Linked DNA regions of Mus musculus: region 2 is linked to region 1. A link is a loop called in an ENCODE intact Hi-C map of the cell type or tissue named here. Cell type or tissue: left cerebral cortex. All regions are shown on one strand. Each heading gives the region's core, and the rest is flanking DNA. Links, peaks and the distances in the headings are about the cores only.

Region 1 (15,448 bases), core at 4,993-12,992:
ATATACTGTTATTCTAAATTTTACTTATAAAAGTAGGCGAAGGTTAGAAAAGGTGAGACTTGTGATCAGAAAAAGACATACTACTTTACTTGATTTAACTAAACAAACATCTGGGGTAAGTAAGGTACTTGCTTGAGATGAAACAAAGTTCTGACTGAGACAAAGAATTAGCTGTCTTTTGGGAAAGGCAAGCATGTAAGATGCGTGCCATTAGCTTGTGTCCTAAGAAGAGCATAAATTGTAGGGACTCAGCCAACAGAGTGATCAAGAACTTACCTCCCTGCAGTTTACCTTTCATTGTGAATTAAATTTTCAAGTACCTGTGCCTTATCTTGTTAAGATTTTAAAGGCCCACAGGGATTACAGACTACAAGTTTTACTTCTACTACTGTGATTCATGTTACTTTCAAGCCTCAACAGAATTTATTGTGGCTTTGATTATGATAACATATAGTTTAGGTATATTTAACTGCAAAACTAATATTAATAAATGACAAGGAAGAAATCAAAGCAAAAAAGCAGAAACACTAACTTTACACTTTAAAATTGCTTCTGTGTACAAGCAAGAAAACTGATGAAAACAGCACTGTACCAAGATGTGAGCACACTGGTTCTCCAGCAGATGAAGGCATAGCCACCACTAAAAGATGACAATATTAACTAGGTCTATTTTCCCAGTCTTCTTCAATCTTTGCCTCTACAATTTTCCTAACTGATCTTACATGAAATACAAACATAATTAGAAATCTGTGGCATATGTGTGTGTGTGTACAAACTATTCTAACACAAATGGAAACATCCTATAGTTTGTTTAAAGGCACCACTCAAATCTTGTGTAGCATACATTTAAGTGCCACAGATTTCTCCTTTATGTCCCAGATCTTGTATGGATCTTAAACTACACTAGGCCAGGTTCATTGAATAATAGAATCACAGACAGGAACACGTTCTAAATTAAATGGCCACCTGATTCTTACTGATAACTTTCTCTAGGTCATTCTTCAGAGGAAAGGAAACAAATAATTCTCTTCCTTTGATTCCCAAATGTGCATACTTTGTGAAACCAAGATCTAAAGTGTAAGTTCATATTGTACTATCACAAGAGACTAAAATAAAGCTACTAAAAAGCAGGCTATGTGTGATCATTTTATAGGACAGTGTGTAAATTAACACTGGACACCTGACTGAGTAGAAACCAAACAGCAAGTGTATTAAATTTACCAATGCTGCAGCTGAGCCAATGTTCCTAGTCATTCAGTTAGTGTTAAGTATTTCCTGTCCTATTTAGATCTATTTAGAATACCTTAATATCAGGGTGTTTAATGGCTTTTAAACAGATCCTTCTGAGAAGAATATTCTGGCCCATCATTGCCTACCTTTTTCCTGTGTGTGCCTCATTTTTCTTCCCTATCTACCTCATTAGTTGAGACTTTTACCTTAGGATATAATTTTGCAAAGAATCATATTACTGTACCAGTGATGTTAGTGTATAGAGCATAGCAATGAGATCAAATCTACTTTTGAGGGTAAAGTACTCAAAAACGGTGAGAAAAGCTTTGATACTTTATCTGAACATTCTAATACAAAAAACCCTAACAACAGAAAGTAAAAAAGGTATGATATATATCTCCAACCTATTCCTTGTTTTGTAAGAATTGGCATATAACTAAAATGTGAATCTTTACTCATTTAAAAGAACAAATAGTAATTCCCACAACTAGGCAGAAACTCAATTATTACAATATACAATCATGTAGCCTCTTAAAATACTTCAAATATTTTAAAGGATAGTTTCTTATTACTAGTTAAAATCACAACCACAGTGATAACTTTCTATAGTTGAAGAACCCATGAAGATGTATTCCCCTACTTATGCATTTCCTTCAACTTAGGATGTTTTTATTCAAAATTACCAATTAATTCAAATTATGAAAGATTCTTAAATTTTATATAGCCAGTTTGTTTGCTAAACTGTTAAAATTTCTCCTTTAGATGGTAGAAGGTCTAAAGGTAATTAGTCAAACATATATTTTGTAACTAAAATAGTAAGTTGTTTTTAAAGAAAAATTTTACTTGTGGTATAAAACTAAAAATTCAATAGTCAAAGGAGTGCGGGTGGGCGCCACACACACACACACACAAACACACACACACACACACACACACACACACACACACACACACACGAAGCAAGCCTTACCAAAGTAAAAAAAAAAATAACACTCAAAATCTCAAAATTCTATGGTTCTCAGTTTGAAAAGAAAAAGAAATCAAAATGTACCTTCACTTACAAAGTATGAACTCAGTGATCCGTAGTTGCAATTCCTTCTGAAAAGGTTTTGCAGCGTGGAAAGTATCTGCTATCCTATTTAATAGGTCACAGATCTAAAAGTTGTATTTGTAAATAAACCCATAACAAGGGAGGGAAATAAATGGAAAGGAGGGAGGAAGAAGACTTCATTCCTACCCCCATCATTTGTAGCTCTCAAATGTATAATAAATAATGATGGGAAAGAAACAAGAATGCTCTTCTGGAATGACTCAGATCTGAGCTGAAATCCTCCTGTCCTCCTCTCCCTATGAGAGCTAGGGAAAGTTACTCAGTTCCCACTTCTCTGACTATAAGAAAAGGGTAAGCCTTTATGTAGTTAAATGATATGTGTATCTATATGTACACTGTGTTCACTATTTACATACAATAGGGCACTCAAAGAAGATGTATTCTTTTCTTTTAACTGAAATTCTAATTTGAATCAGATATTTTACAGTTTTGAATTTTCTTTCTTTTGGAACCAAATATAAATTTATCATAGATTTTCATATATATCATCTATTTTTTATAGAGTTGCATTTTACTACCAAAATATAAAGCTACTTTCTAAGTTTTATCCATATTTCATATATTTAAGAAAGAGAGTTTATTCAGAAGCCATATAATCATTGTATTTGCTGTTTTCTTGAACACTCAAATAAAGTCCCCAAAGAACACATATCCTTAGAAGCATCCACTTTTGTTGTGTTCATGCTTCCCTAATACAATTGCTGGCACTGCAGGTGCTTAACTGGTATTTGCTGAATTAATTATGAATGAACCAGTGAAAATTGTGCTAACTAGCCTTCTCTTTCACTGGTGGAGTTAGAAACCAAACCAGGTCATGGGACTGGCACCAGAGCTGGGGAGAGAATTCTAGAATACTTTCCTATTTTAACAGCAGAAAAGATTCTCTAGAAATTCCATTCAGTTTAAGAACTTAGGTTAATTTTGGTTTGCACATTTATACATAAAGATCTCTAATGCTCAATTCATAGACTAAACCCACATCTCTTGCCTAAGGTTCACATTTACTAAAGACTATGCTTTTTAGTTTAGAGAATTTTAGCTTAATTTCTATCTCTTCTATTTACCCACACATGATTTTCTATGCTTCAGTTTTCATAATAGTTCAATATCTTTCAACCATAAGGATTTCTAAAATGGATTTTTAGAAACAACCTCAAAATAAAATTTCTATTTTTAATCATATAGCTTATTTATTTTAGATGTCAAAATCTTGAGGATAAAGAAGAAATTTAGTCTATTGGATGCATTCATTTTTCCACCTTCAGTCTTATGTAAAGGTGAACAAATCTATGGCTAATAGGTCAAATCAAACCTGCTGCCTATTTTTGGTAAGTAAAGTTTTCCTAGAACACAAACAGCACATTCACCTGTTTAGCTGTTTACATACTATCTATGACTGTCACTGCACAATAGCAGAGATAGAGACCATATGGCTGACAAGTCCTAAAATATGTAATAACTGGTCATTTATGAAAATAAAGGGAAGTTTGCCAGCCTCTTGCCTTAGCCTCCTCTAAGCCTCCCCTTAGTAAATAATCTACCCAGACAACATAAATAGCAAACATTACTGCTGCAATGTGTAGATGCTGCTGTTTCAACACATACACTGTCTCTTTAAAAACTGCATAAAATACTTGAGTTGGCTATATCATGATTCTGTTTTAGATAAGAATGCTGAGGCTTGAACAGGTGCATTTTAAAAGATTTATTTATTTTAGCCACCACATGGTTGCTAGGAATTGAACTCAGGACCTCTGGAAGTACAGTCAGTGCTCTTAACTTCTGAGCAATTTCTTCAGCCCTGAACAAATGCTTTTATGTTACTATCAAAAAACAAAACAAAAACAACAAAAAACAAACACTGCTGATTCATATTTTTCATAAATCATCAAGTACAAAACTTTGCTTCCAAGCTAGATGGTGGTTTTGAAAACAACTAAAATTTTAAAATGATGGTCACAAGGTAAAGTCAAAATTTGCCAACTATTGTCACTAAAATCTTGGGGAACTGAATAAAGTTCAACGAGTTTAAAACAACCAAGAGTTTGAACACTAAGGGTTATTTCTAAGAAAAGAAGGATATCATTTACACCAAGAAGAGGTATAGAGTAAATCAACTTTGAGAAAAAAGGAAGGGCTTGCTTCTTCAGACACCAATACAATCCAATTAAAATTTAACTAGACTGTACAGTAGGTAAGAGCAATGTGACATTAATTGGAAATACAAAGATAATTTCCTCCTTTTTTGAACAAAGATAATTTCTATCTTTTGGCAACTAAAAATGAGCAACAGAACTTCATTCAGATTGACTAACAAGCGTAACACACTAAACAAGACTTTAATGTAGTTCTCAGGGCTGTTGAGACATGTATAAGATATAAAAGGCTTACAGTCAAGAAATAAAAATTAAAATCTGTCAGAATAACATGGCCAACAGATGGTCACTACTGTGGTGTTTTCTAAACTGAGTGCTTTCTTGTGGCTTCTACATCCTTTACTGCCCTTCACTGTGCTTAACCTTTTATATTCGGCTTTAGCCAGAAGCATCCAATTAGTCATATTTGGATTTTGAGCTCATTTCCTATGTGAGCAGGAGAAATTTATTTCTTGAATTTTGTTGTGGTGTGAGCCAGGTTTCACATTTCATCAGGAATCATATCATAGGGCAGGGCATGGTGGCGCAGGCCTTTAATCCCAGCACTTGGGAGGCAAAGGCAGGCCAATTTCTGAGTTCGAGGTCAGCCTGGTCTACAAAGTGAGAACCAGGATAGCCAGGGCTATACAGAAAAACCCTGTCTCGAAAAGAACAAAACAAATCATATCGTATAGCAGGGAACTCCAAAAGATCAGGTAGGGGCTCCACTAGACATGGAAGCTATCTCACATCAAGATTGCTGGCTTCCAGTGAAGGAGAGCTGTCTAGTTCTTGGAAGCACTATTTAAATATATAAATAGTTCTAACTACTTTACATCTATAAATGCATCCTTTGGGTTTCCTTTTTTTAAAGCAGCCATTAAGGTAAAATTTGAACTCTCATTTTCTCTCCTATTTCCCCTTTCTCTGTCTACTAGGATTTATTTTGCAAAATTAGAATTTGTAAGTAAATGCTGGCTCCCAAGTTTAAAAAAACAAACAAAAAACCAACAAAAATCCACAACAACTCCACAGCACAAATACAGGAAACAAACAAACCAAAAAAACCAAACCAAACCAAAGTATGAGACTGTATGAGATGCTGAAATGCCACAGTGGTATAACTGCACAAGTCGTGAAATTTATTTAACAAAACACATGAACAAAAACTTGAATATAAACAGTGATAGGAGCTTGGTTCTCAATATGGTGGTGTAAGAGCTGATGATATTTTGATTATGTGTAAGGTTGCTACTGTAAGACTAGTTGCTGCCCCTGGGAATGGATTTAGGTAGTTCTCAGAAAGGACTATTAAAGCCTGAGACCTCTTTCAGCTCTTTAGCCTATGGTAACTGTTATGTGGTTGGTTCTTCACCCCTCCTCCACTCTCAATCTTGTCATGCACTATGGCGTGGCACAGCTAATAGGGTCCTTAACTCCATCTGAGTCAGTGCCAGCTCCATGCTTCTGAACCTTCAGAACCATGAACTAGTTAATTAATACTAAGTTACATACTTTAGGTAGTTCATTCTAGCAAAGTTAAACAAACAAACAAACAAAATCTAGCTGATTGACAAAAAGCAGAAATTTACCAAGCAGATGGAGTAGGACAGAAGACCCTAACATTACCATAGGAGTAGCTAGTATAAAGAACTCCATTAGAAAACACAATATTGGGGAGCAGGGGGGAGGGGAGAGGGGATAGGGGATTTTTGGAGGGGAAACTAGGAAAGGGGATAACATTTGAAATATAAATAAAGAAAATATCTAATAAAAGATTAATACAAAATAAAAAGAAAACACAATAGTTGATGAAAGAATACACTCAATGAAGATTTAGGAAAAACAAATAGATGTCCCAATTCTAATAGCAATATCCTGGGTAAGGCCATTAATGTCCAAGGTTTCCTTATGTAAGAGTTGAACTAGATGTAATTTTTTGCTTTTGTTCTTATTTTAAAACAATTAAAAAATGTAGCAAAGTAACTTTAGCATGGAATTCTCAGACATATGTTATCAATATGCTGTGTTCTAATTGGTCTTTTCTGCATTCCACTCCGGACTGGTTTCTTTCCTTTACTCAATTACCCCCTTTGCAGTCATGTCATATGGATCATTATTACCTTATCTTTGCCCCATTCCCTTCAGATTTCTTCCTTCTCATGATCTCCCTTCTGGTTTCATGGCCCACATATAATTTTGCATGTTTCAAGATAGAAGAGAAAATAGTATTTATCCTTTTAATATTTGTTTACTTCACTTAAAGTGACTTAGTTTCACTTATTTCTCTGCAAATGTCATGATTTAACTTTTTTATGACTGTATAAATTCTATTCTGAAAGTGCACATTTTCTTAATCCATTCATCTGCTAATAGATATCTAGGCTGAATCCACTCCCTAGCTATTGTCAACAGTGCAAAAATAAACATAAATGTTCACATGAACTAGGTGTCTTTTAAGGAGCTTCGCATATAAATATACAATTATTAACAACAGCTAATAAGCACTGAACATCGCCATGTATGCTGGTTGGCTTTATGTCAATTGAGAAAATGATTCCATAAGATCAAGTTATAGGGCATTTTTTTGATTAGTTGATTGACTGATTGATTGATTAGTCCATTATGGGTGGTGTCATCCCTGGGCTGGTGGTCCCAGATTTTATAAGAAAACAGGCTGAGTAAGCCATAAAGAACAAGCCAGTAAGCAGCACTCCTCCATGGCGTGCCTCTGCATCAGCCCCTGCCTGCTTCTAGGTCCCTATCATGCCTGGCTTCCCTCAATGGGCTGTGACTTGGGATATGTAAACCTTTTCCTCCTCAGGTTCCCTTTGGTCATGGTGTTTCAACACAGTAATAATAACCCTAACTAAGACAACATGATAGGCACAATATTAAATAATTCAGCAAACTACACTCTTATTTAACGACTCCAAATAAGTAACAGAAAGGAACTAACAACCAAGTCATAAGAATAAGTAGCTAAAATAAGTAGAACAGAATAAGAATAAGTAGAATAGAGTAAGTAGCTAAAATCAAGATATACCAGGAACAATATTTATATGACAAAAAAACCCAACCCAAACCAAACCAAAAAAAAAACAAAAATCCTTCCTTATTTTATAGGACACACACAAATCTGTAAATGGGCCAACTATACATTTTTTAAAAGTCAACAAAAGGTAAAAATAAGAAATGGGAATAAGATGTTGTGGGGGATACACCTTAACTACAGGGCCAGAAATACTAAGGCAGGAGGAACTTAGGTTCAAGGCCAGCCTAGGCTACAAAGCAAGTTCTAGGATAGACTGAACTAAAGAACAAAACCCAAGCCCAAAGAGGCAAGTGCAGAACAGGGGAGAAATAGAAAATCAAGCAGGAAAAGACTACAAATGGCTAATAATATTCTAAAATGTTCAGTGCTTATTGAAATATAAATTAAATACCAATTTTCTACCTGTCCAATAGCAAACCCAAAAATGTTTAGTGATGCTTAGGACTGTTTATGATGTGCTGCCTGCCTATGTGCATCTAAATCCACGAAACTCTTTAGGCTCAAAATATGGATCTATTCTCAAAAGTTGTTAAAAATATAAACATGAGGGCTGGTGAGATGGCTCAGTGGGTAAGAGCACCCGACTGCTCTTCCGAAGGTCTGAAGTTCAAATCCCAGCAACCACATGGTGGCTCACAACCATCTGTAACAAGATCTGACGCCCTCTTCTGGAGTGTCTGAAGACAGCTACAGTGTACTTACATATAATAAATAAATCTTTAAAAAAAAATAAACATGAGCACTATAATACTGTTTAATTGCAAAACTAAACTGAAAATAAAAGGCTTATCATAAATAATTTATTATTTTTATCATACTAGTAGAATGGAATACTATACATCATTTCAGAGTAATTAATTTCAATATAAAGCATCATTTAAGATAAGTTAAGAGAGCAAGTGCAAAGAGTTTAAAGAACTTTTTTTTTTTTTTTTAAAGATTTATTTATTTATTATATGTAAATACACTGTAGCTGTCTTCAGACACTCCAGAAGAGGGAGTCAGATCTTGTTACAGATGGTTGTGAGCCACCACGTGGTTGCTGGGATTTGAACTCTGGACCTTTGGAAGAGCAGTTGGGTGCTCTTACACACTGAGCCATCTCACCAGCCCTAAAGAACTTTTAAATGGGGGAAATGAGTGAGTAAATAAATTTCCAATTTTTTTCTGATACAAACTAGACAAATTTCTTTAGGATGGCTAGCTTTGGTCAGAGAAACTAGGAGGGTCTTCACCTTTTAGTTCCAATTGCTGCATTTTTTAATCTGTGTCTGAATTAATCTGACTTTGCCAGCTGTCCATGTGTGTATGTTGTACAGTGTGCATGTATACCTGTGGCTGAACATGTATGCACACAGGTGCTACTGCATGTATGTGCATGAGTGGAATGTGTGATGGTCAGAAGTTGATGATGGGTGTCTGACTTGATCATTCTCCACCTTACTCACTGAAGCAGAGACTCTTATTTAAACCCACAACTTGCTGATTCAGCTAACCTAGCCAGCCAGCTTTTTCCCAGAGATCCTGTCTCTGAATCCTGGGTGTTGGGGATATGAGCTCCAGTATTCAAGCTTGGGCAAGAAGTGTTTTGCCCACTAGGCCACCTCCCTAAGCCCCTAATTTTACTTCTTAAAATTATTAGGATAGTAGGATTATAAAGTAATTTTTGTCTTCTGTATATTTTTGTTCAAAGATCCTTTGTTATTATTTCATCAGAGGAAAAAAGACAACCTATAATAGAAAGATGAGCACTTATACTGTACTAAATTTTCTGAGTTTACTGATAACACCTCCATTTCCCATAGGCTGATATAAGCTTTCTTACAGCGCTCCTGGCAGGCTGTAAAAAGAACAACAAAGTGATTAAGTTTTATCAGCAAAACATGCTAGTTTAAAAACATTTTTTTAAAAAGTAAACAAAAATGACATAAAACAATAAATGCAAGATGACTGAATCTAGACCATTTTAAAAATGGCTACATTTTTTTTTTTTAAAGAAAAAGTGAAAAAAGATCCCAGTAAGCTTGCAATTTCTAAAGATTAAACTTGATACTTTCTTGGATTCGATATATCCTACTACCTTTCACATGGTGCACAACTGTTGCTTTCCAAGCCTATTAACGTGTCAAGGCAGATGTAATTAGAATGGGGTTGGAGAGAAACCACAGAGAAAGGGAAGTTAGCGGCCTAATGTATAGTGTTTCCCAGCCAGTGAAACAGAAGTACACGTAAACAAGAGAGTACACGTAGTAGAGCGGCTGGAGAGTTTAAGGGCGACCCACCAACACAACTCACAAGCAGTCCCAAGAAGGAACCTTGGATCCTCAAAGGCTATGGTAGTCTTATCTCTAAATAGTCAAGGGACCATTATGATCTTGCCCCAATCTTTAATTTTTATATACACAGTAGCAATATACCCCTTTTGCTATCTGAGAGTGTTTAGCAATGAAGGCCAAGAGTATGTTAAGAGGTTAACAGCAAGGACTTCGGAAAGCCTGTGAAAGTGAGTTCAAATTTCAGACCTACCATCCACTTGACAGCTTCAAGACCTTGGGTAAAATCTTTACCTATAAAATGTTTAAAATTACACTCATGGGTTGACTTGATAAGAATTAAACAACACCTGTATATTATATTACAATGGTCAAATATATAAAATGTTAAAAACATTCTTTTTTAAAGCAATTATGAACAGAAATCTCAGTAATTTACCCATGTTTTTCTCTGAAAGCCAACAGACAGACACAATATTACCTTTTTCTGGATTGTTGTTCAGGATCACAATTACACACATAAATAATAAGACTACGATTTAAAAAAATTTCCACAGGCCTTATAGACACACACTGAACCAGATAATTTGGTGAGAATTTAGGCTTACCAGATTTATTTGTCTTTATGCTAATTATGTCTAAACTGTCTTCATTCATAGTTAGGACTAAGTTCTTTCAGCAAGCCTCTTATTTTCTTAATGGGTTGACTCTAAGCCTTAGCCAAGAAAATAGAAAACAAAACAAAACATAACTACTTCAAAGCAGACTGATCATTTTATTTTATTTTATTTTATTTTAAATATATGCTTTAGATTCTGACAATCTTTGGTTTAAATCCAAGTTGGGCTAGTTGGCAACCTTGTCCAACTACTTAACTCCTCCAAAACTTAAGAGCCAATGAATGGCAATTACTTTTTTTTTTTTTTTCTGTGTAGCCCTGGCTGTCCTAGAACTCACTTTGTAGACCAGGCTGCCTCTGTCTGCCTCCTGAGTGTTGGGATTAAAGGCATGCGCCACCATGCCCGGCAATTACTTTTATATAACTAGTTTAGTTTATTGAAATCATAGCTAAAAATCACAGTAAGGAAAGACGTTCTTACTAAGAACATATGCTTTTAATGTGTTATAGGGTTATACTGGAGATATTAAGATTTAAAAGAACAGAGCATTTACTGTCCAGAGGCTCTGGGCCTAATGAAGAACAGATACTCTGCAAAATCACAATGAGAAACAGGATAAGAAGCTTCACTTCCTTTCAAGGTGAGGTGTTGGGAGTTTTTGTTTGCTTGTTTGTTTTGGGTTTTGGTTTTTGTTTGTTTTTGGAAGAGGTGATATTTAGGTTAAGAGGACAAACATGAATTCATGAGCTTGGAGGCTAACTGGTGAAGCTTACTTGGTCAAATGTAAGCGTACATGGACAAAGCTACTTAAAGAAATACAAGTGAGGGTCTGGAGTACAGCTTTCAGATAGGGAAGAAAAAGAATTGTTCAACACAACACAATGTCCCAGTAGACCAAAAGATAGAGTTGGAAGTGATATAGAGTCAAAAGCATCTATCATCAAGTTAGAGAAGGAAGTTCACTGAGAAAAAAAATATGCTTAAAATAAACACTGATCCCTTCAGCTAACTATTGAAGATGACCAGGATGGGGGTGGGCAAACCAAATCAAGAAAATACAGGGGGTGGGGTGGGGTGGGGTGGGGAATAGGAAACAGCAGCAACTAACTTCAAGTCATGCTGAGACTGGAGAGTGAAGCAAGGTAGTCTTGATAAACCTCAGCTATGCAGGACAATCACCCAATTTCCACTTTGGATGAATGGTTCAGTCATGAAGTTGTAAGTTAACATATTGACAACAGAAACAATTTCATGCATGTTATTTTTGTAACTGTAAATTCTTTATTAATGTTTTGTATTTTAAATCCCCTATGTTTGAGCAGGGGCTGGAAAAACAAGAGCCACTCACTTTGAGACAATCGTGTGTTGTTCCACTACTGGTTGATGTATTTTTCTATAACTCTACATTGAAGAGACGGTAGTTCAGGTTTCTATTTGTTACTAGCTAAGGTAGTCAGAAGGTAGCTTGCCTTAAACATCCATTACAATCAACTAAGCAGATCAAATACATGTGAAAAGTCTAAATTATAAGGCATCAAGTGGAGAAAAAACTATCATCCTTGTACAATCCTGTAGTTAAAAACAAACAAACTAACCAACCAATCAACCTGCTTCTGCCTGTTTCCTAAAACAAGTCCTGTGAGGCAGGATGCCACCGCTCACACCTTTTAAGATTTAAAATCTTGACCGCAGGCTCACACTTTTTGAAGAGGACCAAGATGTTCACAGTTGTCACAAAATTCTACTTTCGGAAAATAATAATAATAATAATAATAATAATAATAAAACTATAGAAGTTCTCCTTACAATTACAAAAGGAGCAATTTAAGACCCAAAGGCAGGCCAGGTCAGAACTTTCCAAGTACCTCCAAGTATGGTTTTGAATTTGGGTTTCTTAACCATATCCCAAACATAGCGTGATCAGACTGCAGTACTATTTACTACACACGCGCGCGGACTTCAGATGAAATAATGGAGTACCCCAAGTTAAAAGGCTTTTTGAAAACTACTCCGATTTCCCAACACCCCAGATGCCAAATGGCAACCTTACCACTCGAAGCAAACGATACACACACATACACATATTATGTGGTGGTGGTGGAGAGGAAAAAGGCCACACCCAAGTTAAAGACTTTCAGAGCGAAGTGACACCAAGTTTCAGAAATTTAACTATGGCTATTTTGGGGCAGCTCATTTCACGGGTGACGGATCCTCTGAATCCTCCCCATCTCCACCAGGCCGCACGTTCAGGAAATCGTTCCCGATTCGAACTGCTCGGGTTTCCTTCTCAGGAACCCGGTGCGAGGCCAAGATGGAGAAATGCCTCATTCAAAGATTGCAGTACCCGGGGTATTAGAGGGCCGGCCCGTGCCGATCGAGGGAGACAACCAGGCGCCCGTTACCTGCGGGGCTGGGACAGGCCACAGCCGCCTTAGCAACAACACAGCGGTTACCTGGCACCGAGGAGCCACCCAGATCCAGGCCCTGCGGCGTCCACGAGTCTCCCAAGCTGGCCCAGCTCCCGGTGTCCCCCACGCCCTGGGCTTCACGACCACCCACCCCGCCGCAGCGCAGCATCAGCGCCGCGCATCCCCGCTCACCTTAGCCACATAGTCCTTCACCTCATCCAAGTCTCCGTTTTTCAGGGCCCACATGAACTCCTTGTCGCACATGACTGCAGCGGGGTGGGCCGGCGGGCCGGGCAGGAGCGGCGATTAGGCCCGACGAGGGGACACGAGAAAGCGACGCGCCTCAGGCCGCTGAGCGGGCGAGACTGCGGGTCGCGGCTACGGTTCGGGCGGGAGAAAGTTCTTCTGCAGCCGTTGGGCCCAGCAGAGCAGGTTCCGCCTAGCTGAGGAGAAGCAGGACGCTTACACTTCCGGTTCACGCCCCGCTAGGGCCCGCCTCCCACTTCCTCTTCCTCTTCCTCTCTCCAGAAAGCTCTGCTCGGGACCCCGCCCCGACTGCTTACCTCAGGAGAGCCACTTTTGCGCAGGCGCATTATCCTGGCCGGCCAAGGCAGAGTAGAGGCGTGGTTCCAATGGGCGGGGCCGTGAGGCTGAGTAGAATGTTCCTGGAGGTCAGGAAAATCAGGGGCTGAACCTGGGGAGGTGTTGGATGGGAGTAGGACACTCCAGTTCCACGACAGAGGGGAACGTTAGTTTCCAGGGCTCACTTTCTAATAATTCTAAAAATAACTAATAATAATAATAATAATAATAATAATAATAATAATAATAATAATGTGTTTAGATTCTCTCTCTCTTACTATCCCACTTTAAACTAGTAAAAGAGGAAAAACAAAAAACCAACCCACTCTCAAAACATTTTTATTGAGACTTTCATCTATGCATATAGTATGTTTTGAACAAATTCATTCCTGAATCCCTTCTCCACTTCACCACTACTTTTCCTTCACAACTTTATGTGACCTCTCTTCTTAAAACAAAACCAAAAACAAAAAACCAAAAACCAAATTTTCATTTACGTGTATGATAGTTTTGACAGAATATATACATTTATGTGAACCAATGTGTGCGAGTGCCCGAAGAGGCAAGAGGAAGCATAAAATCTGAGAGAGCTAGAGATACAGACAGCGGTGAGCCTTCATATGGGCCATGCTGGGAACCAAGCCGGGCTCCTCTGCGAGAGCAGCCAGTGCTCTTAACCTCTGAGCCATCTCTGCAGCAGTGCTCGGGTCTTGTGTTGAGCTCTCTGAACCCACTTAGCGCTTCCTGTTGAGTGCATACGTGTGGGACCTACTGGTTTGTTTTACCTTTAGGCATCAAACTCTATTCCTATTCTCATACATCAGTGGCTGGGTGGGGCTCTCTCCCTTGGTCTTTTCTCCTCTCTCTCCCACTACCACTCTTGGCCTTTCTTCTCCCTTTCCTCAACCATGCAGTTTCTTTGGGACATCCACCAGAAGGAAATAAAAAGGAAAGAATAAAACTTTTTTTTTCTCAGAAGGAAATCTTCAACACGTAGTTGAGACAACGGTGTCAGTAGGTTTATTTCTTTTTAATTGCATACGTACGTGCTTGTGTACAGATGCACTGATGTGGGCATGAGTGTGCATACGTGTAAACTCAGAGGACAACTTGTGGGAGAGTACTCTTATGTAGGTCCTAGTGACTGAATTTAGGTCACCATCGGGCTTTGTCACAAGCATCTTTCCTGGTTGAGCCATCTTGCCAACTCAACAACGTGAATTATGTACATTTACTTTCTATGGTGGAAAATACTTAAGTGTGTGATGGCAATTAAAAACTAGGAGCTTTTCCTGACCAACAAATGACCGCTAACAAACATGCGTAGCATCATTAAAAATTTGTGTGGTTTAAGAAGCACTCACTTTTTATTTGATTTGTAGCAAACAGAACTGTTTTTCTGAAGCCAGTTTTGTTCTTAGAATTTGGCTGAAACATCTTAGAATTCAACCACCTGGTGAATTCTATCTTACAATCCTAATGATTCAAATTTATGTATATACCCAAGAACACTGAGAAAAAATTCCTACTAGAACTATTATGTATATAGGCTATTATTCATTATTCGGTAAACAAATAAACCAAACTAATTTATTTCTGCACCACAAAATACAGAGGTTGGAAGCATACGGTGGAGTTTAATAGTTTTAAAGTATTGGGCATACTCTGGCTGGTTTTGTGTTCTGACCAGCAAGTTGTTTAACCCTTTTTCTTAAAATTTTGTAGCAAAATGATGCTGTCTGGTGAGTACACATTTGTTATCATTGAACAGCAATAGATAAAGACTTCACACACACACACACACAAAAACTCTGAATAGTTAAAAGCAGCTTACATTGTTACTGTATTTAATTCTGACGGTTGAGAATACAAATCGACACCTTTCTGGAAGGAAACTTCAGTTCAAAAAAAAAATGTGAGGTGAAGTTTGGTTCCTCACAAACCTACCCCAGTGATGTCCAAGTTATAGGACATGGCAGGTCTTGGTTCAGCACTAAGCAAGACTATCCCCATGTGACCTACTCTTACCGTCAG
Region 2 (15,448 bases), core at 2,702-10,701, 400 kb before region 1:
GGCCTTCAGAGGCACCTATACACACTTAGCACATACACATATATACATAAAAATAGATCTTTAAAAAAATTACCACCAAATCCTGCAGAATTTCCACCTCAATGCTTTAATATTCCTCAGAATAGCTTTTCAACTGGTCTTTAATATTTAAAAAAAAAAATGGCTGTTAACTCCAAACACAGTATTGTGCTGTGTTATTTAGCACAGTACTGAAAGAATTAATCTTTCTAAAACATACCAATATGTAACTCCCGACCCTTACCAAGTTTTTTTTGCGGGGTGAGAGTGAGGGGCTTCTTAACTGCTTCACACATTGAATTCAAGCTTATTCTAAACATATACTCCATAAACCAACCTTACTTATAAAACGATCTGCTACAATTCCCTCAGGTTAACATGTTCTTCCACAAAACCAGACTTCTTACATCTCCTCAGAACATGCTGATCCCCATCTCCAAGTGTCTCCTCGTGCTTCTATCCCCCTGAGGAAGTGTGTGAAGTGTTCCTCTGGAGATGCTCTGAAGACACACAGAGTTCAGATTCGTTATCTCTATCCACTCTCTTCAGGAAGCCCCACCCCTACAACTCCGATGTGAAGTGCAATGGCCTGGAGTTTATGTATTGTGTACATTATTTGAACACTTCTCTGGACAGTGCAGGTTACACTGTTATAAAGTATTCTTGTCAAGATAAATGTAAACTGTCACTTTCCAGCATGTGGGTCTATATATAATATGCACTCAGCTATTTGAAAAGCCGACTGCATGATCCTGATTAAAATTAAAAGTATTTTATTGTTGAAAGAGTTCTAGTACAAAAGAAAATAATGTGATGGCCAGGACTGATTCAAAGCGGTGCAGGGCAGAGTAGCAGGGAGAAAGGTAAAGTGAGTGGGCCAGAGATGAGACCACACTGCTGGGAGCTGATAATCTTTGAGGCTCAATGACAGCTACACCATAATCCACAGTTACTTTGTATTTGTAGAAAGTGTTCACAAAATTTCAATTTTTAAAAAAGACTTGGGCTTGGACTGTAGCTGACTTGTAGAAGGCTTTCCTAGTACATAACTTCTAAATTCAAATTCCAGCTCCCTGCCCCCATTAAAAAGAAAAAAAAGCTTAATATTGTCTTAAGTTCATTTTAAATATACATAAAACACATTGTAATACCTTTTTTCAAAGGGCGATGGCTGTTGTGGATTCTGGTACACTGAAATGGGTCTGTGGTACATTAAAAGGTTTGGTTTGGCTTTTTGAAACAGGGTCTCACTGTTGAGGCTCAAATCAGCCTCTAAATTCTGACATTACTGATTGACATTACAGATCTATAGTACCATGCCTAGCTACAGTTGAGAGAGCAAGAGAGTGAGAGCAAGACGAGACAGACAGACAGGCAGGCAGGCAGACAGACAGACAGACAGACACACACAGAGTCATTCTTGAATTCCAAGATCATGCTGCCTCACTCCAAAGTAGCTAGGACTACAGATCTGTACACTAGGCCTAGATTGTAACTCACTTCTTTACCCAACAAATATCCTGCTCTCCACTGACCATAAAAGAACGGTTTCTAGAAAGATCAAGTCTAACAGGGAGCTTGAAGCACTTTTATCTTTTTCTACAAGTTAATGAAAAGTAAATTGGAGGGATAAACGTCATCAGAATGTTGAAAATTTCCATGAGAAGTAAAATTAATCTTACCAGCAAAGCAATACTGTCTATACTACACATTTTTATTCAATTTTGGCATCCACAAAATGGTCCAAACAATTGCTAAACGTTTAAAAAAAAAAAAACAAAAAAACAGGGGCTGGAGAGATGGCTCAGTAGTTAAGAGCACTGACTGCTCTTCCAGAGGTCCTGAGTTCAATTCCCAGCAACCACATGGTGGCTCACAACCATCTGTAATGGGATCTGATGACCTCTCTTTTGGTGTGTCTGAAGACAGCAACAATGTATCCTCATACGTAAAATGAGTAAATCTTCAAAAAAAAAAATCAGAAAAAAAGTCATACATAAAATATGGAAGGCAGAAAAGTTTTTTTAAGCTTTGGGGGGTTTTTTGTTGTTGTTTTGTTTTGTTTTAGTGGAGAAAAAACTGCTAAAACCAAGGCTCACTAAATAATCTCTGTTTAAATAACCTAAGTCAGCCAATGTTCAGTAAACTCAAAATCTAAAGACACCTGATGCCCTACAGGGAATGAATGAAACAGGTTTCTAAATTATCAGAAAGTAACACCTTATGGAGAGAAGGAAAACCATGCTCAAGAATTTCTAGATATTTGGCTTAGACAAGGTATCTGTTACTATTAGGGGATATCATGTCCCTTGGATATAGCTACCATTCAAATCCAATCACTGCTTTGTCCATGTCATATTTTGCTAATTCCTTCTACAAACAGTAATACAAATATACTATTTTTAAGCAATTTTTTTTCTTCAATTACATTGGGTTTTTGAAGTTTAGTTTTGAGCTTTTTCCCCTCCACCTTGGTTTTTTTGGTGTGGTGTGCTTTGGTTTGGTTTGGTTTGGTTTGTTTGAGACAGGGTCTCACTGTGTAGTCCTGGTCATCCTGGAACTTACTATCCAGACCAGGCTGACCTCAAACCCAGAGACCTATACTGCCTCTGCCTGCTAAGTGCTGGGACTGAAGGTATATGCCACTATGCCTGGTATTGAACCATTATTTTTACACAACATTTTACACATTGTTTTGCACACAAGCCAATTTGGTCATTTTGATTTCTAATTCCATAACTACTTAACTTCTTAAGAGATTTTTTTAGTGACCATAATAAACAAAAAATTTTGAACAGATATATAACACATATGCTTTGAGAATAGCAAGGCTTACCCCAGTAAAGCAAGCAAAGCTTGAAACAGGAGAATCTTCCTACACAAACAGCTTAATAATGAAGAAGCCGAAGAAGCCATCCTCATATACTGAATATACTGAGACAAAAAGGAAAAACATCTCAGACTGCCTGATACTTGGACATCTTTACTCTAGGTTTTCCTCTTCCAATAAAAGAAAATCATGCTAATAAATTACAATGATGAGGCCAAGTGGTAATATACTTGCTTCATATGCACAGGCCTGAATTATGTTCCTTAGCATGGAAATACTTAAAACAAACTAAACTATGAGGGACCAAAAAAACCGTGCTAAAATTGTCCATAAACAACTTTGGGAGGAACAAAGACAAAACAAGCAAACAAATAAACAAGCCCACCAAACTTAAAGAACCAGGATGGGAGAGGATGGCTCATACAGCATTTATTTTATAAGTATGAGGACCTGGGCTCTGTCCTCAAAACTCACTGGGCATGGTGTGGACTTGCAATCCCAGCCCTGGCTAGGCAAAGACAGAAGGAACCCTGAAGTTTAATGGTGAGCCAGTCTAGCCTAATTGGTGAGTCTAGAGGCAATGGGAGACTCTGTTCACTTTCCTAAAGTTGACACCTGAAGTTGTTCTCTGGCCCACCCACACATGAATCTGTATGAACACACAAATGCACACACACAGAAACACACATTTTTTTAATTGTGAAAGAATACTTCACAATCTTTCAATTAAAGAAGTCTACAAAATGAGATTAAAAATTATTTTGAAATAAACTGTGTAAATACCCACAACCTGATCAAAGTAATAGATTATGCTACCATAACTAGTGAACTCTCAACTTCTGAGAAACAAAAATACATTAAATCTTTAAATTACCAGGTTTCATGCAACTTTTTTTCAAGAATGGGTATTTGTAGACTTTTCCTACTAACTCTATGGGAACATAAAGTTTATAAAATGTTAGAATGTGTTACCAAGTTTTATCTGATACATGCTATTCCAGTGGGATGAAAACCATTTACAAGTTCCATTTAGATTAAAAAAATCCTTTGGGGAATGTATGTAGTACATTCTAGTTATACTGTTTCTAGAACAGCAAAAACCTCAATAACCTATTTCCCTACTGTTTTTGTTTCAAAACCAACTTAGCTCACTACACTTCCTTTACAAAAAGTCAAGGTGATAATATAGGTAATGACAAAACTATGTGAATTTTTAGCAAAAACTAAAGCTTTCACAAATTTACCCTATCTCACACAGTCTACAAAGACAATAACAGAGTTGAGTCAAGAATCACTGCAGTCACATTAAAAAAAAAATCATGATCGTGAAAAGTGCTGCCTCACTTTAAACCAGGGAGTGGGAAGGAAGCAAAGAAAAGCTTCTAAAACTAAACTGATTAAATGAATTATTTTTCATTCTTTTAAGACACAAAATCCTTTATACAGAAACACTCTCCTGAAGCCACTGTCTAATATGCAGGGGGCCACTTAACGTCCATAGTCTAGCCTAGTACCAAACAAGTAAGTAAAATTCTCCTAATGCTAAGAGCTCATCTTTTGGCAATGCCCTCTGTCTTTTACAAAATAGTGAGTTATCCAGGACTGGTGTACATGGTAGCTCACACATGTAATTCCAGCCTAAGGAAGCTGAAACAGGATGACTACCCTGTGCTTGAAGACAACTTCTTTTACACAGTCAGTTCCAGGATAGCCTGAGCTATAGTTAAGACCTTCTTTCAGAACAACAAAAACAAAGTAATGGGCTGCAAGCTACCTCTAGTATTTCCATTTAGAAGGAAGTTGACAAGTGTCACAAAACAATTTTATTTTGTATTTTGGTGTTTGATTATATCTCTCATCCTAATCAAATTAAAGGTTTGTAGATGCAAGTTTCAAAAAAATTATATGGTAAACCAACTTTAAATAACTCATGTTTAAAAACCTTATACAAACAATCTATTCATTTGAAGACTTTGGCTATTCAATTTGCAGAAAGAACTACAAAGTATCAAAGAAAATCATTAAGTATGACGCCTCCATGTTAAATGTTACAAATGAAGACTACACAAAAATATTTATAAACTTCAGCTTACTTCCTCCTGTCAATGTGTTAAAGAACATTTTTACATCTTCTCTATGCTAGAAGCAAGAATTTGATGACCCCAGAGGAAGAAGAGAAATTATTTACGATATTTAGTGAGCCAAATAGCTTTACAAAAGAAAAGATGCATTAAAAAAAAATCACTCATCCCCTTCTATCAGACATTCTCCTTAGAACATACTGCTTACAATTCAGCCAAGTATGACTGCCAAGAGTATCTAGACAAGATTGTTCAAAGTGGCAAGCTTTTCCACCAGTATCTACTTTTTACTTGGAGTTAAAGACAAGTTATTGGTAAACTAAACGAAAAGTATTATTTTCTTTTTAACTTCAAGGTATAACTAAAAACAATGGATGCTTATATAAAATGCTTCCAATTTTTTAGAAGAATAGGGATTTATTCCATTTTGCCAAATTGGGGCTTAAGTGGCTGAAATAAAGAGCTTTGACCATGAGTGACAAGATGAAGAGTCAGGTGACTGTCTTCAAGTTCAAGGCTAGCCTGATCTACATTGCTGGTCAGTCAGAGCTACATAAAGACCCTGTCTTAAAAAAAAAAAGGAAAGAGAGAAAGAACAAAAGAAAGAACGAACGAAAGAAAGACAGACAGACAGACAGCCGAGGGGGAGGAGGAGGAGGAAGAGGAGGAAGGAGAGGAAGCTTTATGAGCAGCTTTTCTAACCTTAGTTTACATTTTTAAAAACTTTTCACAGCAACTTAATATAACATCAAATATAAGAATAGTCAAGCTTTATAGGTGAAATATGTAAGATTTACAATAACAGTAATGTGTGAAAGTAACTAGAAGAACTGCGTTTGTATTTACACTTAAGTTGTTACTATTTCCCCCCAATAAGCGACATACTTCATTATGAGACTGTTATTGTGACTTTAAATATTTTTATATATATATTAAGAACACAATGTCTTATGTTCAAACTTGACATGTGTTTATCTGACCTATATAATCTTATTTGCTGTTCTGGTAATTCTTTATGTCACTGTGGTGTATTATAGCAAATACTCTAACTCCTGATTACACAAACTAGTGCATTTCAATTCTGCTTTCACTCTACTGTAGAGACCATAAGCCACCCCTTGCTCTTCAGTTTCTAGCTCTTACTTACTACAGGTAATAACAGCTAAGTGCCATTGAAGCATGCGTATGCTCAGCTTTGTGACTTCTTTTCTCAGCCCCCATAGTTTCTATGGGAAAAAAAGGAATTTAAGTTTACCCCAAAATATCAACTTCTCTTCATACATACCCAATGTGTTTTTCCATACAACTTATTCTGATAACTCCTATCCTAGAAATGTCAAAAGAGGGAATTTCCCAGATCAAAAGAGAGGGGGGAAAAGTCAAATTTGCACCCATCACAAATAAATGTTATCAATTAACATAAACATCAATATAACGGAGCCAATAATTGATACAAAAGGAATCTGTAACCCACATACAATCAAAATACCATCTGTATTTATTTGCATGTGGTGTTCGGGGATGAAGTGTGTGTGTGCGCGCTAGATTCACCTGGTTTTGAAATTCTAAGCTGATCTTTATGGGTATAATCAGAGACAACATCAAGTGTCCTGAGGAATGGCAATTCAGGAGAATGCTGAGTAGCACGGAGAAGGTCGAAAATGAAAAGAGGGGTAAAAAAGGATAGCAAATGAGCAACAAAAAGATCAAAAAAGCAAAACATTCCTTTCCCGAGTAGCCCGAAGAAAGCTCTTTTCTCTTAACGTTAATAGTCTCCCACTCACTTCATTCACTTCCTAACTTCCTTTACTTTTCAAGGAACAACACGGGGCATCATCTCCCCTATCCTGGAGTGTGTGCTCAAAGAGTCTGCATTGGAAAGAGGGAAGGAACCGACAATTCTCAAGTAGGTTAAGAAACAGGTGGGTTATACGGAGCAACGGAGCAGCAACATGATTTAGATACTCACGAGGTGGCTTTAAGATGACAGATGCGGTTAAAGGAGACTTGCACATCGGAATCAACTCGGGTCTGGCAGACAGACTGGGGGCTGACTGCAAGCACCAGAGGGGAGCAGAGGCTAGATCCAGAGCAGCCTTTCTGGAAGGGATGGGGCAAAAAGGGGCAAAAAAGCCCACCAAGCAGGACGGGTGGGCAGTGAGCAGCAGCACCCGTCAGAGTGGAAATGATGGCTCTGGCTTGGGAGACCGGGGCCAGTAGGAAAGGACGTCAGAGGGGAAAGGAGGCTGGGGAAACAGGAGGACCAAGACCTAAGGATACTGTTGCCAGAAAAATGCGGGGAAAACTGGTGATGAGAAGCCCTCTTGGGTTCTCAATTGAAGAAATTCTCCAAGGAGAGCCGGCGCTCGCTGCCGCGCTGCCTCCAACCCGGCTGCCTTTTCCTGGTGATAACTGCTGTGGCGTAGAGGGGAGAGGGAGGAAGAAGAGGAGGAGGAGGCAGCCAGAGGAGGAGGAGGAGGGTGAAGACGAGGCGGGCGGGGGTGGGGGGGTGGGGAGAAAGGGGGGTGCGGCCTGCACAGTCCCAGCGAAGCCTCCGCTCTCTCGTAGCCGGTCAGCGCCGGGTTTCCCCTAAGCCCAGCCCCGCAGACACTCACCCGCCTGCCTTGCCTCGCTTTTCTCTTAGCCGACTCCACGCGTTGCCGAGTCCTCACAGGAGACCAATGAACGAGAGTCGGCGAAAAAACTCTTCAGAACCGGGCCTGACTGCTTCAGTGAGTCCGACCTTTACGGCTGAGAGAGAGACTCTCAGCTTTCGGTGGGTTCCACGGCTAGACGGGCCACCATCTTACATTAGGGTAAGACTCCTCCGGCCTCCGCTGCGCAGGCGCATGCCGATCCGGCTGGGCGGGGCGGGGGAGGGGCGGGACAAGCGGCAGGCGGGCGAGTGGGAGGTTGCGGCGGACTGGTCCACTGCACCCTGGGAGTTGTAGTCCTCCGATAGTAACCGCCCCGGGGCAGGCCGGGAATTGAAGTCATCACTAGAGAAGGCGCTCGGGAACTCGTTCCTCACGTGGCTACTGGAGCGCCGGCTTTCTTCTTGTTTTGCTTCCTCTTCTGCCCGCGTGTGTGGCTACTGTGTCATGTGGTCGGCGGTTTTCACTAATGTTAGCTGAAATGTAGGAAACCAAAATTCTACGAAACTTAACTGATTCGGAGGAAGCTAGGACGTGTCTTTTTCTGCCCCGCCCGCCATAGATAGGTATCTGACGGGGGCGGTATGGTGGTAGAATCAGGTTGAGCATTGCAAGAGCGCGGGATTTGATCTAGAGTGGGGAGTTGATACTTTTGGAAAAGTGAGCGTTAATTCGTTTCCCGGTCTTTGCACGTCCTTTACCACCAGTACAGCTGAGCTCATCCTCCTTACTGGAAAATCGCCAGTGAAGAAATACCTGAATTGCCATGTGCACATTTCTCAAGAGAACGCGGGCAGTCAGAGTAGCATGAGTTGCTGATGATGTGAAAGCATGTGGACTTACCTGCAAACTGTTGCTGGCTGCACAGAACTCTTCCAGCCTGCACAGAAGTGTGCGTCAGGTTCGCAAACTGCACAAGTAAACACGTCTCAAAGGACATAATACAACCGCAGCCGGTTCGAGCACCGAGAAATTCTAAATAACAAAATCAATTTACTGAACTTCCCGGGTTGCCTCCCAGAACTCTGGTGTAAGTGGCGCTCCTGGAGCGGTCGATTCTGTTTATTGCCTATATTCTTCATCTATTCATATAAGTGCTGAGCTCCTTGGTACCCAGTTCAGTGCCATATGCTGGGAGCATACAACAGAGACCAAAAACACAAATCTGTCCCCATTCTAGGGTGTGTGCATGTAGTGGGGTTTGGAGAAGTGAAAGGAACCAAGTTTTCAAATCCAGGATTAAAATACGTAGGATGGGACTGTGGATGTCACACAGTGGTAGGGCGCTAGTCTGGCACACTTGAGGCCTGAAAGCAAAAGGTTTAAGGGGAGGATTTAAAACAGAAAAGGGAAATGTAAGGAAAGAAATTGAAGTTTTAAAGTCTCAGTCTCGCTGGACGTGGTGACACAAGCCAGGACTCTGAAAGCAGAGGCAGGTGTATCTCTTTGAGTTCAAGGCCAGCTTGGTCTACAAACCATGTCTAGAGGCAGAAAAAAAAAAAAAAAAACCACAAAAAAGGCAACCAGACCAGTTTCTTTGGTGTAAGAGAGAGGAAATGTTGGGGGGCAGGGGGAGGGGCATAAAAATGACTCAACTTATTTTACACAGGAATGAAATTGCTAAAAATTATATATGTGTGTGTGTATGTGTATACATATATATACACATACATATATATGGGTGTGTATGTGTGTGTGTGTATATATATATATATATATATATATATATATATATATATATATATATCACATTTGGGCATAGTGGTATGAGACCTTGTCTCAAAGTAAAAAAGTTAGGTGCTGGAGAGACAGTTCAGTGGCGAGAGTACAATTCCCAGCCACCACATGGTGGCTCACAACCTTTTGTAATGGGATATCTTCTGGTGTGTCTGAACAGAGCTACGGTGCACTCACATATATAAAATAAGTAAATACATTTTTTTTAAGTAAAAAAAGTTAAAGCCTGGAACGTAACTAAATGATAAAGTCCCTCCTGGCACAAAACCCTGAATTCAATCTTCAAAGGTTAAAAAAAAAAGTTACAGAGTAATATACAGTAAAATTATCTATATTTCCATAAACATGATTGCTCTAAAAATATAATAAAATGGTTATTTGCTAGCACTTGGAACAAAATCTTCATGTATGTGAAAGTTATGAATACTAACTGATTGAAAGAAGTGTGTTTTGGTCTCTCTCCGGTAGGCAACACGCATCTACCCTTAGTTACACCACTAGATTATTTCTTAATGTGCTCCTCATTTGTTAGAACTAAAAACACCAACAGCTTCGTGTTCATGTGTAAAGCAAGTTAGACTTTGGATAATTAGATGTAAGTTGTATTCAGATAACCATACACAGGTGTTTCATTTAGCAGTCATGAGAGACACAAAGTGGTTCTTCAGATAGAATTCTGAAGACTGGCTCTCCCGTTTCTGCAGGGAGGGTAGCACACTGAGCTCCTGCACTGTGAGAATCCAACACTAGGAAACAACGTCACTTTCGTTGTTGGGTTTTGGCATTTTGTTTGGGGAATTTTGTTCTGTTTTGTTTTTGAGACTGGGTTTCTCTAATGAAGCTCTGGCTATTCTGAAACTCTGTGGCTGGCCTTGAACTCAGAGATCTGCCTGCTTCTGCTTCCCAAGTGCTGGGATTAAAAGCCTGAGCCACCACTGCCACACACAATATCACTATCTGCTTATTGATGGAGACTGACTGACACAAAGGGACAACTACTAACTAATGATATTCACTACCCTTTCAGGCCTGGTCTTTTATTACATTAACAACCAATTTTTACATGTTAATATATGTGTATACATATATACTTATCAATGTAACAATTCTTTTAAGATGCAGGAATGTCTCTTTTTTATTTGTTTTTTTTTAAATTTATTTATTTGTTTACTTATGTATATGTGTATGCTGTCGATCTCTTCAGACACACCAGAAGAGGGCATCAGATTCCATTACAAATGGTTGTAAGCCACCATGCAGTTTCTGGGAATTGAACTCAGGACCTCTGGGAGAGTAGTCAGTGCTCTTAACCACTGAGCCAACTCTCCAGCCTTTATTTGGTTTTTCAAGACAGAGTTTCTCTGTACAGCCCTAGATGTCCTGGAACTCAATTTGGAGATTACAGTGGCCTCCAGCTCCACCAGCCTCTGCCTCCCACACCTAACTCAGGATTATTCATTTCTCATTTATTTCTACTTTATTATTTTTTACCTCTGTGTACCTGTGTAGTTCTGTGTGTGAGTGTGTATATGTGACTATCACTGGTGGAAGAGGCCTGAGCTGTCAGGTGCCCCTGGAATTGGGATGGCAACCAGGTGCGATCAGCCCAGTGTGGGGGATGGGAACTGAACCCAGGCCCTTCGGAAGAATAGCACATGCCCTTCACTACTGAGCCAACTCTCCAACTCCAGGAACACATCTATAAAATTACATACACATCAAATTCATACACATCAAACACATAATGTGGAGTTAGTTAAATAGAGGGCTGTATTTGGAAGAGGTAGGAAGGGAGACATAACTTCATAAATTGCTTCATTGATTTAAGGTTATGCATATAAACCAGTTTTATACATTTTCATAAATAGATCATTCTGCTGTGTTGCGAATGGATTGAAGAAAGACAAGAATGAACTTGGAACAACTAATTATGGGAATATTTTAGTCATCCAGATGGTTATTCTGATTGTGGTGGCAGCAAGGATGGAAAAAAGGTAATAAAACCAAGATACATTCTTTGAGATTGAAATAACAGGACTGGGTGATAAAGTGGAAATGAAGGGGTTCTCTTGAATGAGTCCTGTTTCTCTGGATTGAGTGGCCTTGCAGATGGGGGCTCCTTTGGTTGCAAAGGAGAAGAGGAAAGTAATGATGATTGAAATAGCATGTATGAAATGGAAGCAGAGAACTTCATGTGAAAGTCAGCAGGACTTCAGAAGAGTAGTGACTGCCCACTTGAACCTGGTAAACTTTTATTTCTAATTATTTATTGTATGTGTGCGTGGTCATATTTATAAGGGGCAGTGTGCACTTTTGCAAACTACTGAGATATGGGTATTTTAAATAAATCAAAAGTTCAAGTCATATTCAGACATGAACCTGACTGTGTACAAAGGCATGATTTCCCTGCAGTTGGGGACTGTAGCTCAGTGGTGATGTCATTTACTGCTCACAAGGTGCTGGATTTGATCCCTAGTCCTGAAAGAAAAATCCCATTGCTTCAATACTACTAAATACTAATGTCACATTATTTGTGTGACATTACTTATTTTCCCCAGGCCCTACTAACTGTGAGTCTTAACTGTTATTTGATAAGTTTTGTCTTAATCATTTAGTGAGTATTTGTGTACTGAATGTTAGGTATAGATGTTGCTATCCAAAGTTATTTTAAGATCTGAAAGCAGAAAGAGAGAGAGAGAACAAATAGAATAACTATAAAATATAATTAGCTTATTGTCAAAGTATTAGGAAGGGAAAAGAATAAGGTAAGGAGCCGGGCGTGATGGCACACACCTTTAATCCCAGCACTTGCGAGGCAGAGGCAGGCGGATTTCTGAGTTCGAGGCCAGCCTGGTCTACAGAGACAGCCAGGGCTACACAGAGAAACCCTGTCTCAAAAAAACAAAACAAAACAAAAAGAAAAAGGTAAGGGATCAAAGCTCGCGGGCTGGCTGGTGTGAAACAGGAGCGCCTCTGTGAAGAGATAACTCAATCTGACATTTCAAGCATTACAATGATCCCATTTTTAAAACAACAAATGACCCGTGCCAAGACCTTAATGCAGGGATATCCTTAGCATATTCCAGGGGCACAAAGTCAACCAATCAAATCAGTGCAGAGACAAACAGCAAGGAAGTCATAAAAGACAGTACACAGTTGAACAGTAAAGGATACACATGCACACACACACACACACACACACACACACACACCGTGCAGAGGATGGATCTGAGATAGTTGGCCACTGTACAAGTAGAGAGACTGGGAATGGGAGATGTGACGTGACACATTTGTCTTGGGTGCAGAATTTGGGTGACCACCAAGAAAATCTCAAGAGTCAGGGTAAATGATATTGTGGGGTAGCATATTATTAGTGTGTGGGAGTGTATGTGTGTGCATGCAAGTACAAGTGTGAATGTTGAGATTGGGGTAGAAGTTGATTCTCTTCTTCAACCATGGATTCCAGTGATCAACCCTGGTCACCAAGCTTGGACAGCAAGCGTTTTTGTCCACCAAGCCATCTCACCTACCCTAAAAATATATTTAATATTTTATGGGCTAAAGAGAGATTAAGAGCACTTGTTGCTTTTGTAGAAGACCTGGGTTTAGTTCCCAGCACCCACACACAGTGGCTCACAACTATTCTTAACTAGAGTTCCAGGGAACCTAAGTCCCTCTTCTGACCTCTACAGGCACCAGTTACATGTGTAATACACATACATACATACATGCAGGCAAAACACACACACGGCCTAATTTTGTTTTAACTTATTAGCTGATGTAGGTCTTGAGCCAGGCAGATCTCTGTGAGTTCGAGGCCAGCCTCATCTACATAAGGGGAGCTCCAAGCCAGCTATAACTACACAGTGAGGCCCAGTCTGAAAATAAGTAGTATATTATTTGTGTGTATGTGTGTGTATCTGGGTGCCCATGGATGCCAGAAGAAGGTGTCAGATTCCCTGGAGCTAGAATTATAGGCAGTTGTGAGTCACCTCGCTTGGGCACTGAGAACCACCCCTGATCCTTTGCTAGAGCATTAAACCCTGGGTTCAATTCTCAGCTCTCCATAAAAGGAACGTGTTGCCCCAAAACTCGGGAGATGGAATCCAGATCATCAGAAGCTCAAAACTGATCTAAACTATAGAGTGAGCTTGAGGCCAACCTAGGATACATAAGATCCTGTTACAGATAAGTAAATAAATACAACTAACAAGTAAAATGTTGAGTTATAAGCACACGTTCCGATCTTTAATTTACAAAATGCTGCCTCACTTCTCTCCCCAACCCCAGCCCTCTCCCCATAAATATCTTATCAAAATACGTAGCTGTGTTGAAGCTATAGCTTCCTGATTCAGTTTTTTAAGTCATCCATCTAAGAGGAAATTCAAATTGCATATTAATAAATATCCCACAGCAGTTCCACTCCTATGTGTAAGTGTGTGTGAATGTGTGTACATATTTAGTGTCTATGAGTTTTACACGGGTATGCCAGGAACCTTAATGACAGCATTAGCTGAGATAACAAAGCAGCGAGAATGGCCCCATGTTCATAATATAATGGATGAGGACATTGTAGACATTTAATACAGTGTAATACTATAAAGAAAAGCCAGTGAACTACAACTTCACAGTCGAGAATGACTTTCAATCAGACATAGTAGTGTACACCTACAATCCTAGCATTTGGAAGACAGGAACTCAGGATCATCCTAAACTTCATAGTCCATTCAAAGTCAGCCTGAATTTCATGACACTCTATAGCAAACAACACAAAAAACAAAAACAAAAAAGAAACAGCCAGGTATAGTGGTACAAGCTTTTAAACATAGCACTAGGGAAGAGGAGGCAGGCAGATCTCTCTGAGTTTGAGTCCAGCCTCAACTACATAGTCAGTTCCAGGATGGCCAGAGATATATAGTGAGACCCTTTCTTGGAAAAACAAACAAACAAACAAACAAACAAGAAGGAGCTGGAGAGATGGCTCAGAGGTTAAGAGCATTGGTTGCTCTTCCAGAGGTCTTGAGAGTTCAATTCCCATGGTCTCATGGAATTGAGTCCTGTGGAACCCAATGCCTTTTTCTTTTGTGCAGATGTATATGCAGATAAAACAGCCATATACATAAAAGCATAAATAAATCTTTAAAAATAAATAAATAAAGGGGCTGGAGAGATGGCTCAGCAGTTAAGAGCACTGACTGCTCTTCCAGAGGTCTTGAGTTAAATTCCTAGCAACCACATAGTGTCTCACAACCATCTGAAATGGGATCTGATGCCCTCTTCTGGTGGGTTTGGACAGAACAACAGTGTCTTACATATATAAAATAAATAAATCTTGAAAGAGGTGGGGGGGGGGGGAAGAGAGGGAGAGAGAGAGAGGAAGAGGGGGAGAGAGGGGGGTGGGGAGAGAGAGAGAGAGAGAGGACAAAGAATTTCAAAAACAAGAATTTCAAAATCAAAACAAGAGAGCCCGTCACAGGGCTCGTGAGATGGCTCAGCAAGTCAAGGTGTTTGCCTCACAAGCCAGACAAATTGAGTTCAATTTCTGGGACCCATATAAAGGTAGAAGGAGAGAGCAGACTTCACAAAATTGTCTTCTGACTTTCACATGCTAGCCATAGCTAGCATACCCACATGTAACATACATACACATATACAGTAATACTAATAAATGAAATATTAAAAACAGGAATTCCACAAGTGAACAGATAACAGCATGAAACATCTTATATGAAGTTCAAAAGCAGACAGAACTAAATGTTGTGTAAAGAGTTACGTTTACGCAGAGGAATAAATGTTAGAAAATACCCCATAGTGGTTACTCTAACTGGGAGGTGAAAGAACATGACTTGGGAGGGAGTTAAGGCTTTCTGAAGAAGAAGTGCTGGCCTGTCTGCTAATCTGTTATAGACACGTTGATATCCATGTTACCATTTTCTTATGAGATGTAAATACAGTTTGAAGGGCAGGGAGATGGTGTGGTGCATAAAGTACTTATCACAAGAGCACAAGATAGGCAGAGATCCCAGGAGCTCACTGCCCAGTCAACATATTCAAGTAAGTAAGTTCCAGGTTCAGAAAGAGACTCTTCCTCAAAAGCTAAGGAAGAGAGTCATAGAGAAGGTTGCCTA

The links. Hi-C counts contacts between places; a loop is a spot of excess contacts. Peaks named below come from ENCODE experiments on the same cell type or tissue, not always from the same donor. Only the 100,000 strongest peaks of a DNase experiment are listed, where the experiment ranks them.
Region 2: a loop joins it to region 1, with 5 times the contacts of the local background. A loop is called at or near these places in 4 of 42 quality-filtered maps.

What each region holds. Positions count from the first base shown.
Region 1 is chr6:35,526,515-35,541,962 of GRCm38, forward strand. Mtpn (myotrophin) reads right to left here and starts at 13,374. Exons shown (of 4, transcript NM_008098.4): 1 at 13,025-13,374. The coding sequence starts at 13,096. In left cerebral cortex, for the core only: a CTCF peak has its summit at 8,240 (motif pointing left); no DNase peak of the experiment used is centred there; H3K4me3 peaks cover 1,305 bases; H3K27ac peaks cover 721 bases.
Region 2 is chr6:35,125,958-35,141,405 of GRCm38, forward strand. Cnot4 (CCR4-NOT transcription complex, subunit 4) reads right to left here and starts at 7,780. Exons shown (of 12, transcript NM_001164413.1): 1 at 7,545-7,780. Gm33046 (a long non-coding RNA gene) reads left to right here and starts at 7,574. Exons shown (of 5, transcript XR_868974.2): 1 at 7,574-7,745; 2 at 8,291-8,613; 3 at 11,189-11,314. In left cerebral cortex, for the core only: no CTCF peak of the experiment used is centred there; DNase peaks (open chromatin) are centred at 6,968, 7,124 and 7,852; H3K4me3 peaks cover 2,726 bases; H3K27ac peaks cover 1,150 bases.